2 separate regions of the Homo sapiens genome follow, and region 2 is linked to region 1. The links are chromatin loops, found by intact Hi-C in ENCODE. Cell type or tissue: IMR-90. All regions are shown on one strand. Each heading gives the region's core, and the rest is flanking DNA. Links, peaks and the distances in the headings are about the cores only.

Region 1 (5,846 bases), core at 922-4,921:
TCGCACCACTGCACTCCAGCCTGGGCGACAGAGCGAGACTCTGTCTAAAAAAAAAAAAAAAAAAAAAAGTAAAATTTGGGCCAGGCACTGTACCTCACACTGTAATCCCAGCACTTTGGGAGGCCGAGACGGGTGGATTACTTGAGGTCAGGGGTTCAAGACCAGCCTGGCCAACATGGTGAAACCCTGTCTCTACTAAAAATACAAAAATTAGCTGGGTGTGGTGGCAGCCTCCTGTAATTCCATCTACTTGGGAGGCTGAGGCAAGAGACTCGCTTGAACCTGGGAGGCGAAGGTTGCAGTGAGCCAAGATCATGCCACTGCACTCCAGCCTGGGGGACAGAGGGAGACTCTGTCTCAAAAAAAAAAAAAAAAGTAAAATTTTGACACAGTTATACACATAAAGGGAAGCTGATGTGCAGAGACACAGGGAGAAGATGCCATCTATAAGCCAAAGAGAGAGTCGGGGAGCAGCTGCCTCCCTCAGAAACCGTGGAAGGAACCAACCCTGCTGACACCTTGATCTTGGACTTCTGGCCTCCAGAGTGGTGACAGAAGAAATTTCTGTTGTGTAAGCTACTCAGTTATTGTTACTTTGTTATGGCAGCCACAGGAAACCAAACAGTTATTGAAAAAGCCCCTGTGGTCTGGAGAGTGCAGAAGGCTGCCTCAGTTTCCCCAGTGTGGCTGAGCATGACCTTGGTTTAAGAGAGATGAGGTTGAAACAGGGTGAGCTTTACTCGGCCAAGATTTCTCATGCTTCTTCTAGCATCCACCCCACCCACCTGACTCATACCTGTTGGGATGCAGCAGGCCGGGAGACTGGGGAGGGGACAGCAGCCTTCCCTCTGGTACTGCTCATTCAGCACCAGATCCTCCAGACTGTGGGGCCCTGCTCTGGCTATCCCCAATGCCCTGGATGAATCCAACATCTTCCCCTGGCCAGCACATCCCTGACTGCCTGGCTGTTGTCTTCCCAGGGGCTCTGGAGCTAATCTGGTAAACATTTCCTTTACATATTTAAGGCTAACCACTTTACCCAAGACAGCCTGGCTTTCTAGAACATTCTTTCACACTCAGAATAATTGTCTGGACACTGGTCCCTCAGAGGCCAGTGTGAGAGCATCTTCTCCCGTATCCACTGCCCAAGAGGAGGTGCCACTCAGCTGAGGGGCTTGAGTGGTCTGTCTTTTAGGGCTGATTTGGGCTGAACAGTATCCTCCAAAAGATATGTTCAAGTCCTAATCGCTGGTACCTGTAAATGTGACTTACTTGGTAAAAGGGTCTTTGCAGCTGTAATGAAGATGATGTAGGCTGGGCACAGTGGCTCACGCCTGTAATCCCAGCACTTTGGGAGGCCAAGGTGGTCAGATCACTTGAGGTCAGGAGTTCCAGACTAGCCTGGCCACATGGTAAAACCCCATCTCTACCAAAAATATAAAAAATTAGCTGGATGTGGTGGCGCAAGCCTGTAATCCCAGCTACTCAGGAGGCTGAAGCAGGAGAATCGCTTGAACCTGGGAGGCGGAGGTTGCAGTGAGCTGAGATCATACCACTACACTCCAGCCTGGGCAACAGAGTGAGACTTTGTTTCAAAAAAAAAAAAAAAGAAAGAAAGAAAGAAAGAAAAAGATGATGTAAAAGGCAAATACATCTTGGGACCCTGAAATCACTAAGCCAAAGGCTGGGAACTGCAAAGATTTAAAAAAAAAAAAAAAAAAAAAAAAGCTACACACCTCTCTCACAATTTTCCCACACGAAAATTCGGTAGACAAAGGACAAACAGAACTCAAAGTCACCCTCTGCTCACCTGAGGCAAACGCATATCTGCTTCCTTGCCGCCATCGTTTCACTGAGCCAGGCTGGACGCTGGTATAAGTGACCATTCCGTTACACTACTCTCACAGGTAAATGGTGTATGCAGTAATCAGGTGGCTAATCAGAGGCTAAAAGAATGCAACTGTTTCTCTCTTATCTGCCTATAATCAGGAAGCCCCTTGCTTCAAGTTGTCCCACCTTTCCAGATCGAATCAACATACATCTTACACATATTGATTGATGTCTCATGTCTTCCTAAAATGTGTAAAACCAAGCTGTGCCCCAGCCACCTTGGGCACATGCTGTCAGGACCCCCTGAGGCTGTGTCACGGGTGCGTCCTTAACCTTGGCAAAATAAACTTTCCAAATTGATTGAGATGTCTCTCAGGTACTTCTGGGTTCACAACGAGGTCATGCTAAAGGTGGGCCCTAAATCTAACAAATAGTGTTTGGTTTTTTTGTTTTGTTTTTTTGAGACGGAGTCTCTGTTGCCCAGGCTGGAGTGCAGTGACGCGATCTCAGCTCACTGCAAACTCCACCTCCCAGGTTCAAGCGATTCTCCTGCCTCAGCCTCCTGAGTAGCTGGGATTACAGGCGTGCACCACCACGTCCAGCTAATTTTTGTATTTTTAGTAGAGACGGGGTTTCACCATGTTGGCCAGCCTTGTCTTGAACTCCTGACCTCAAGGGCTCTGCCTGCCTCGGTCTCCCAAAGTGCTGGGATTACAGGTGTGAGCCATCATGCCCGCCGGACCTAAAAGATGCTTTAGTTAATCTGTTTCGGATTGGGAGGGCCTGGAAGAAAAAGAGCTAGCTATGTTAATAGAGATTCTTTACAGATGCAAATTTTCCCCCACAAAGGACAGCTTTGCAGGGCCATTTCAAGATATGGCAAAGAAACATGTTTTGGGGTAAAGTATTTTGATTTTCTTCCTTGTCTCGTAATGTTATGCCAGAGTCAGGTTGGAAAGTAAATCACAATATATAGGGTTAAATAAAACCCATCTGATGAGAATTTTTGATTTATAGGTCATGACTCCCAGACCCCTTAGGAATTTGGGCAAGATACAAAAATCAGTTTAGTTCTCACCAGAGAACTTGAATCCCAGCAGGAGTCTGGGAGCCACTAGATGGCAGTCAAGACTGAGGCTGGACCAAGTCTAAACCAGCGGCAATGGCCACATGCCCATGGTGGGCAGAGGCAGGGCGGCCCCCTTGGGAGGGGAAAGGGAGGACGCCGCAGCCAGCTGTGTCTGTGAGGGACAAGGCAGGGGCAAAAGTCACTATTCAGGGAGGATGGAGGTTTGAAAGCCCAGGAGCTTTCACGTGAAGAAGAAACCAAGTTCAGAAATGTTCAGAGGCTTACCTGATGTCACAAATCAGTGTCTTGGACACAGAGCCCAAAACTGGCCCTGGGTCTGGTTTGCCCACCATGTACAAGAGAAATTCATCTTAGCTGGCTCTGACTTAGAAAGAGGAAGAAGGTGCCCTTGGGGAGGCCACCTGGGCTCTCCATTTTGAAGCAGGCAGCTGTCCAGAACTGCAGCTCTTCCCCACAGGGGCTACCTGGCCAGAGGCTGCTGGGTCAGGCAGTGCTCACCTGTCAGGTCAAGGAGGCCCAGGGAGGTGTGTGGGGAGCCACAGCAGCAGGTTGCAGTGGGTCCCTGGGGTGGGTGGGATGCTTATGGGTCAGATTAGGGACCTGTGTGTCCCTTCCACGGGCAGCTTTCTGCACAGCCTTCCCTCTCCATAAGTGCAGAAAGAGATCGAGGCCTCCTGGTCACTTGGAGCAGTGTTCTTTATTCAGACAGGATCCTTCTGGGTTAGTTCATCCAGATTTTTGGAAACTTTGGGAGAAGCATCCATTGTCATTTATGTGCAAGTCTGGCCACATCTAGTTTCCCTGAGCCAAAATTGCAGCCACCTTGTAAGATGCTTCACAGGCTCTTGGTACCTGATGTTGACAGCGATAAAAAGGCAAAGGGGAAGGTTAGTGAAGACTTTTTAGTTCTTAAAAAAAAACCCATAATGATGAGTAACATTTATCAATCGCAAATGATGGGCCAAGCATTTTGCGTGCATTGCCCAATTTAGTTCTCACAACCACCCTTGAGATAACAAACAAAATGAAGAAGAAACCAAGTTCAGAAAGGCTCAGAAACTTGCATGATGTCACGAATCAGAGCCTTGGAGTCAGGGCTGAAGCAGGACCTGGGCCTGGTTAGCCCACCCTGTACAAGAAATGCCCTCCAGCTGTGCAAAAGCCAAACCTTAGGACAAGAGAAGGGGAGCTAAAATTGTCGTGAGAAAGAGTTTAGAGGAAGCAATGAAACTTTAGGGATACAAAAATTGCACAAGCTCCCATTTCACTTTTCCCCAAATATTAATATCTTTCGGAACCTTAGGAAAGATTATGGGCTGGGCGCAATGGCTTACACCTGTAATCCCAGCACTTCAGGACGTCGAGGCAGGCAAATCACTTGAGGTCGGAAGTTCAATACCAGCCTGGCCAACATGGCAAAACCACATCTCTACTAAAAATACAAACATGAGCCAGGCGTGCTGGCAGGTACCTGTAATCTCAGCTACTCTGGAGGCTGAGGCAGAAGAATCGCTTGAGCCCGGGAGGCAGAGGTTGCAGTGAGCTGAGATTGTGCCATTGCACTCCAGCCTGGGCGACAAGAGCGAGACTCCATCTTGGAAAAAAAAAAAAAAAAGATTATGGGCTGGGCGTGGTGGCTCACGCCTATAATCTCAGCACTTTGGGAGGCTGAGGAGGGCAGATTGCTTGAGCCCAGGAGTTTGTGACCAACCTGTGCAACATGGCGAGACCCCATCTCTACAAAAAATATAAAAATTAGCTGGGTGTGGTGACGCGTGCCTGTGGTCCCAGCTACATGGGAGGCTGAAGCAGGAAGATTGCTTGAGCCTGGGAGGCCACAGTGAACTGTGATCACACCCCTGCACTCCAGCCTGGGGGACAGAGCAAGACCTTGTCTCAAAAAAATAAATAAATAAATAAAAGAGAGAGAGAGAGAGAGGTTATGTGAAAAAAGAGCTCCATGGCTAAAATGGGTTGGGAAGCTGTAGTTTAAGTAAAGTGCAGCGGGGTTCTTTGCGGCTGGGCTTGCTTGCCTACGTCTAGGACAGAGTGACCCCGGCTCACAGCCAGCACAGAGAGGATCCCCATCCTGCCACTTCAAGGAACTGATGGTGTTGGAAATGGATTCTTCTTAGAACCTCCTGATAAGAACCCAGCCTGGCTGACACTTTGACTTTGACCTTATAAAACCTGGATCAGAGAAACTAGCCAAGCCAACCTGGACTTCCGACCTGTGAACTAATTAATACATTTGTGTTGTTTTAAGCTGCTGAAGTTGTGGCCAATTTGTTACAGTAGCAACAGGAAATTACTATACTCACATATCATGACTTTTCTCCAATCCCATGTCCTAGACAAAGCTGTCTGATCGCTGGCCCTCCCCTCAGGGCCTGTCACTCTCTGCCTTAGTGCCAAGGTGAGGCCTGAGGGTCAAAATTCAGAGGTCCTTTTGAAGTTCTCTGTCCTCAGGGGTCTTTGAAACCTGGAGCCAGAGGAAGACAGGCAGAGAATAATTGCTTGGCCAAACGAAGTTTATTTTGAATTCCAACATAGAGATTCAAAATCTAGAAGCCAGCCAGGCATGGTGGCTCACACCTGTAATCCCAGCAGTTTGGAAGGCCAAGGCAGGAGAATCACTTGAGACCAAAAGTACAACGTCAGCCTGGGCAACACAGCGAGACCCCATCTCTACTAAAAATATAAATAAAAAAATTAGCTGGCTGTGGTGTCAGTGCCTGTAGTCCCAGCTACTCAGGAGGCTGAGACAGGAATACTGCTTGAGCCCAGGAGATCGACGCTGCAATGAGCCATGTTTGAATCACTGCACTCCAGCCTGGATGACACGGCAAGACCCTGTTTCTTTTTTTTTTCTTTTTTTTTTTTTTGAGACAGAGTCTCGCTCTGTTGCCCAGGCTGGAGTGCAGTG
Region 2 (4,923 bases), core at 924-4,923, 540 kb after region 1:
GAAGCACGCCTGCCGAGTCATGGGGGCCCTCAACACTGTCGTGGAGAACCTGCATGACCCCGACAAGGTGTCCTCTGTGCTCGCCCTTGTGGGGAAAGCCCACGCCCTCAAGCACAAGGTGGAACCGGTGTACTTCAAGGTATGCGCCCCCATCTGCTGCAGAGCCCCCACCGCCCACGCGTCATGGCCATCTGCAGCTCGCAGGCTCTGCGACGGCTCTCTGGAGCAACAGAGGTGATCCCCGGAGTGGCTGCGAGAGGGAGGGGCAGTGCCCGGCAGCAGGATGGAGGGGCTGGGTCCAGGGCAACCCTTGTCCTGAGAGCACGGGGTTCCCAAAGCTGCCAGACTGTTGCGTTAGGAATGATCCTCTCGGCCACACGTGGGGCGGAGGGGCCTGGGGGTTGCAGGACGCAGGGCGCCCGGGCGTTCACTCCCCCTTCCTCCCTTTGCCCCCAGATCCTCTCTGGGGTCATTCTGGAGGTGGTCGCCGAGGAATTTGCCAGTGACTTCCCACCTGAGACGCAGAGAGCCTGGGCCAAGCTGCGTGGCCTCATCTACAGCCACGTGACCGCTGCCTACAAGGAAGTGGGCTGGGTGCAGCAGGTCCCCAACGCCACCACGTGAGGAGGCGGGCGAGGGTGGGCTGGGCAGCCTCCCCGCCATGTCCTCTGCTGTCCCCGAGGTCTCCCATATCTCCTGAGGCCCTGGGGCTGATCACCTGGGCAGGCACACTTGAGGCAGGCCAACCCTGGGGTCTGACATGTAAGAACAGGCATAATAGGAAAGGCCTTCAAGATGGCTCCCCTGTGACTTCAGGCTGCTCAGAGCCATGAGCCCTGAGCAAAAATCCTCCCAAAGAGCCTTCCCCTTCCCTAGAGCCAGGGAGAGCTCAGAGCACCCAAAGCCACAGCTGCCCAGGCAGAGAGGCGCCAGAGGCTCCTGGCGGTAAGGTCCGATCATCAGGCTCGGAGGCAGCCCAGGTCAGCCCAGCCACTTCCTCCCTGGGTGCCAATCACAAGGGGCTGTTTTTTCATCTCATGCCGACCAGTGCTGCTAAATGCCCTCTGCCTCAATAGGGCTAGAGCCCGGAGGATCACGAGGACACATACACACACACACACACCCCAGCCCACGAGGAAGCTACATGGGTGTCGCTCACACGCACACGAGCAGGGGCATGTTTACTTCCAGGCTGACCTGGAGGCTGGGCTTCCAGTTCTGGGCCCAGGAGGTGGCTCAAGGAGGGTGGCCGCCCTCTGTGACTCCTGCTGACTCGGAGCGTGAGGGGAGGGCTAGCCCCCAGATGTGGCGGTTGGGAACACTCGGCCTCCCTGGGCCCCCAAGGGGAGGCTGACTCTGGGAGCTGAATGGAGAGGCGGAGGCAGGGCTGGAGTAGGAAGGAGGAGAGGAGCGGAGGCGGGAATGGGAAGCAGAGGTCAGCCAGCAGCCCGGGACACGCGTGGTAGAGAAACATTCCCGTGGTAGAGAAACATTCCCAGCAGTTTCCCATGGAAAAGGCGGCGTCTCCCGCCGGGCTCTGCACGGGCCCCCAAGACTGCCGGCCCTTCTGTTCACAGGCACAGCTCCTGGAGGAGGTCCCCTGAGGGCAGCTGGGGACGCCAGGCCTCCTGCCCTTCCTGCTGCTGACCACACTGGCCCCGGGCTGGCTCCTGCTCCCCTCCCCCCTCTCCCGTCAGCACCACCCCAAGAGAGTGGAGTCCTCGGGAACTGCTGGCTGGAGCCAAGCCAACTCCAGATGTGCACAGCTGGGCCCTGGCCTGCCTGAGACCTGGGAGTCAATGGGAAACAAGCAGATGTTGGCCCACCAGAGGAGGGCACTGGCAGGGCGTGGAGAGCAGTGGTTGCCCCCTCACCCCCCACCAGCTGTCACCCAGAGGGTCCAGGGAAAAGACAGGGGAAGAGGAGGGGAGGGGGCTTGCCTGCCCTCCCACCCCTCTCCCCACGCAGGCTCTGCTGCCAAAGATGAGTTTGTTTACAGCCAGGACACAAGACTTCCTGCTTCCAGAGAAAAGGGCTTTTTTACAAGGGCCAAGAGAGACTGGAAAGAGAGCTGGCTGGGCGCGAGCCCCAGTGAATCAGAAACACATGGCCCAAGTTCCCCAGCACGCTGCCCGTCCTGCCCTCCCCACCCTGCCCTAGGGACTAAGATCTCTCCAAACCCCAAACATTTTGAAACGGCCGAAGTCTCCTCCTCCGCCCACTTCTGCTCCTTGTGGACTGAATGGAGATGGGCTACCGTGGAAACTGGCACCCCATGGGGGTTACTCCCAGCTGTCAAGTGGTGGGGTGGTCCCCTCATCCCTTTACACCCTCTAGCCCACCCCTAGTGTCCCTGGCCTGAGCCTGCAGAGCCTCCCTGCTGCCAGGGTCCCCATGGGCTCGAGGGTAGGATGGAGTTACAGAGTAGAGTCCTAGAAGGCCCTCGCCCAACTTCTCTTATCAGGGAAGCAGGGGTGGGCCAGGCGCCACTGTTTATTGAGCCGTCTCTGCTCCAGGGTGTGCGCCTTTGCGTGGGTGGGGGGTGGGGGGGGGGCGCAATGACTGCAGGGGGCGCTGTGTGTACCGAGAATACGAGAATACAGATGGGTGGCCCGAGGAGGGACGAGACAGGCCGGACAGAATGCGCCACGTTTCAGAATTAATGGAAAAAGAGCTCACATTGGTATCGTGCTTTGCAGTTTGTGAAACACTTTTTTACCCAGTTTATGTCACAAGACAGACATTATTCACATTTTAGAGAAAAAGATCCGGAGCTCCCATGGGCCAGTAGACTTGCCTGAGATCACACAGCACGTTCGTAGCAGGACGGAGACTAGAACTTGGGTCTCACGGTTGCTTTCAACTGCACTGTGCCGGATCTCTTGGCAGGAAGTGAGCCTCGCCAGCCCCAGGTCCTCCCCCTTTCCCCCGAGGGTCCTTCCCTGCCTCTGGTAACGTTTGTCCTTCCCTTCCTATCTCGTCCACAGCCCACCGGCCACACTGCCCTCTTCGGGGCCGTAGGACCCCTAACTCCACCCCCCTCCCTGGCAGCACCTCGAGCAGAAGGCCGAGTTCTGAAGACCCTCCTTGACGCTCCATTTCTGGGTGCCAAGGAAGCTGGAGGAATCCCTGACTCAACTTCCCCGAAGGAGGCCTCTGTGGCGGCCAGGGTCCCCCCCTGGAGCTGCTGGGAGGCGGCGCTGGCTGCCTGGATGCTGACCCCAGCGCGGCGGGCAGAGCGGGGCCCACTCTTCTTAGCTTTTCTACTCACTGTTAGAGAGAGACCTAGCTGAGCGGCTGGCAGGAAGCGGGACAGGTCTAGGAGTCCCTTAGGGAATAAACCAGCCCCGTTTCTATCAGCCCGGCCAGCATGCAGGTCTCCACATCACCATCTAGAGTATCACGCACACATCTACCATATATACAGATATATTCTATATACGAGCTATATATAAATATATATATACATATATATATACACACATACATATCTAGAATGTGTATCCGCGGCGCCCAGAAGCCTCGGTTTGGCCCACCTGTGAGTGGGGCAGGGAGGGGTTCCGGTTGTGCAGAGAACAGAGTGTTCTGGCAAAGAGGAAATCCCACAGCAGCGCAGAGGACCTGGGCCTGGAGGGGCAGGGCTGGGGCAACCCGGCTTGGCGGCAAAGCCCAGCCCCTTCTCAGACCAGCTCCCCACATTCCTGAATTCCACTTCCAGGCAGAAAGGAGTGGGCTCCCCCTACTCCCTCAGAGGAACTGACTCACCGGCTGTCCTAGAATGGGCAGGGGCAGAGCGAAGTTCTGGGTGGGATGACCGCACTGGGGGAGGGGCCTCAGTCCAGAAACCTCGACCGCTAGCTCCACCTGCCTTGGCCACCAGGGCAGCCCCGGGGGATCCGGGCTGCTGGGCAGCAGGTCGGCGGGACCACATGCCTGGGTCTCACCCTCAGCTCCGAGGGCCGAGGGCTTTCCCCACCCCACCCTCCTCCTGGCCGGCAGTCGGCCCTGTCTATTCATCTGCGTCAGGCTTGCCAGGGGGGCCCCCCGTGTGTGCCCCTTGGTCACGTGTGTCGTCTTCAAGGATGTTTTGCTGCTGTGGCTCCTGCTGTGTCCCCTCCTGGCCCATCCTCATCCTCATCTTCATCCTCATCCTCATCTGTGCAACCGCCCGTCCTCCTTTTCTAGTTTCTGATGTTTGTAACCAGACCCAGCTGTGTCATTAAACAGACCCGTTCTTGCTGTACCTGTGCACACTCGTGCAGTCTCTTCCTGCCACCTTCCCTCACCTCTGTCCCCCATCCCCGGTTCTGGACGCAGGCCTTTTTCCTGAAAGTCCTCCCCTGACCTCCCACACCAAGGGCGCCCCATCCACTGTCCCACACCAAGGGCGCCCCATCCCCTCTCCCACACCAAGGGCGCCCCATCCCCTGTCCCACTACCAAGGGCGCCCCATCCCCTGTCCCACTACCAAGGGCACCCCATCCCCTCTCCCACACCAAGGGCGCCCCATCCCCTGTCCCACTACCAAGGGCACCCCATCCCCTGTCCCACTACCAAGGGCACCCCATCCCCTCTCCCACACCAAGGGCGCCCCATCCCCTGTCCCACAACAAGGGCGCCCCATCCCCTGTCCCACTACCAAGGGCACCCCATCCCCTCTCCCACACCAAGGGCGCCCCATCCCCTCTCCCACACCAAGGGCGCCCCATCCCCTGTCCCACACCAAGGGCGCCCCATCCCCTGTCCCACACCAAGGGCGGCCCATCCCCTCTCCCACACCAAGGGCGCCCCATCCCCTGTCCCACACCAAGGGCGCCCCATCCCCTCTCCCACACCAAGGGCGCCCCATCCCCTGTCCCACACCAAGGGTGCCCCATCCCCTGTCCCACACCAAGGGCGCCCCATCCCCTGTGTCTCACCTTT

The links. Peaks named below come from ENCODE experiments on the same cell type or tissue, not always from the same donor. Only the 100,000 strongest peaks of a DNase experiment are listed, where the experiment ranks them.
Region 2: it touches region 1 in a loop (11-fold over the local background); 2 of 110 quality-filtered maps call a loop at or near these places.

Annotation. Positions count from the first base shown.
Region 1 is chr17:77,064,078-77,069,923 of GRCh38, reverse strand. No RefSeq gene overlaps it. Among named protein-coding and RNA genes, the nearest start is that of SNHG20, 22 kb to the left of the region's middle. RefSeq lists a silencer at 2,843-3,137. In IMR-90, for the core only: a CTCF peak has its summit at 2,952 (motif pointing right); no DNase peak of the experiment used is centred there; H3K27me3 peaks cover 2,003 bases.
Region 2 is chr17:76,526,676-76,531,598 of GRCh38, reverse strand. It overlaps CYGB (cytoglobin), which reads left to right. Exons shown (of 4, transcript NM_134268.5): 2 at 1-139; 3 at 457-620; 4 at 2,988-4,243. The coding sequence ends at 3,021. It also overlaps a transcript of PRCD not described here. Among named protein-coding and RNA genes, the nearest start is that of CYGB, 8.6 kb to the left of the region's middle. RefSeq lists enhancers at 225-958, 959-1,692, 3,643-3,792. In IMR-90, for the core only: a CTCF peak has its summit at 2,573 (motif pointing right); DNase peaks (open chromatin) are centred at 1,418, 1,558, 2,078 and 3,768; H3K27ac peaks cover 3,018 bases.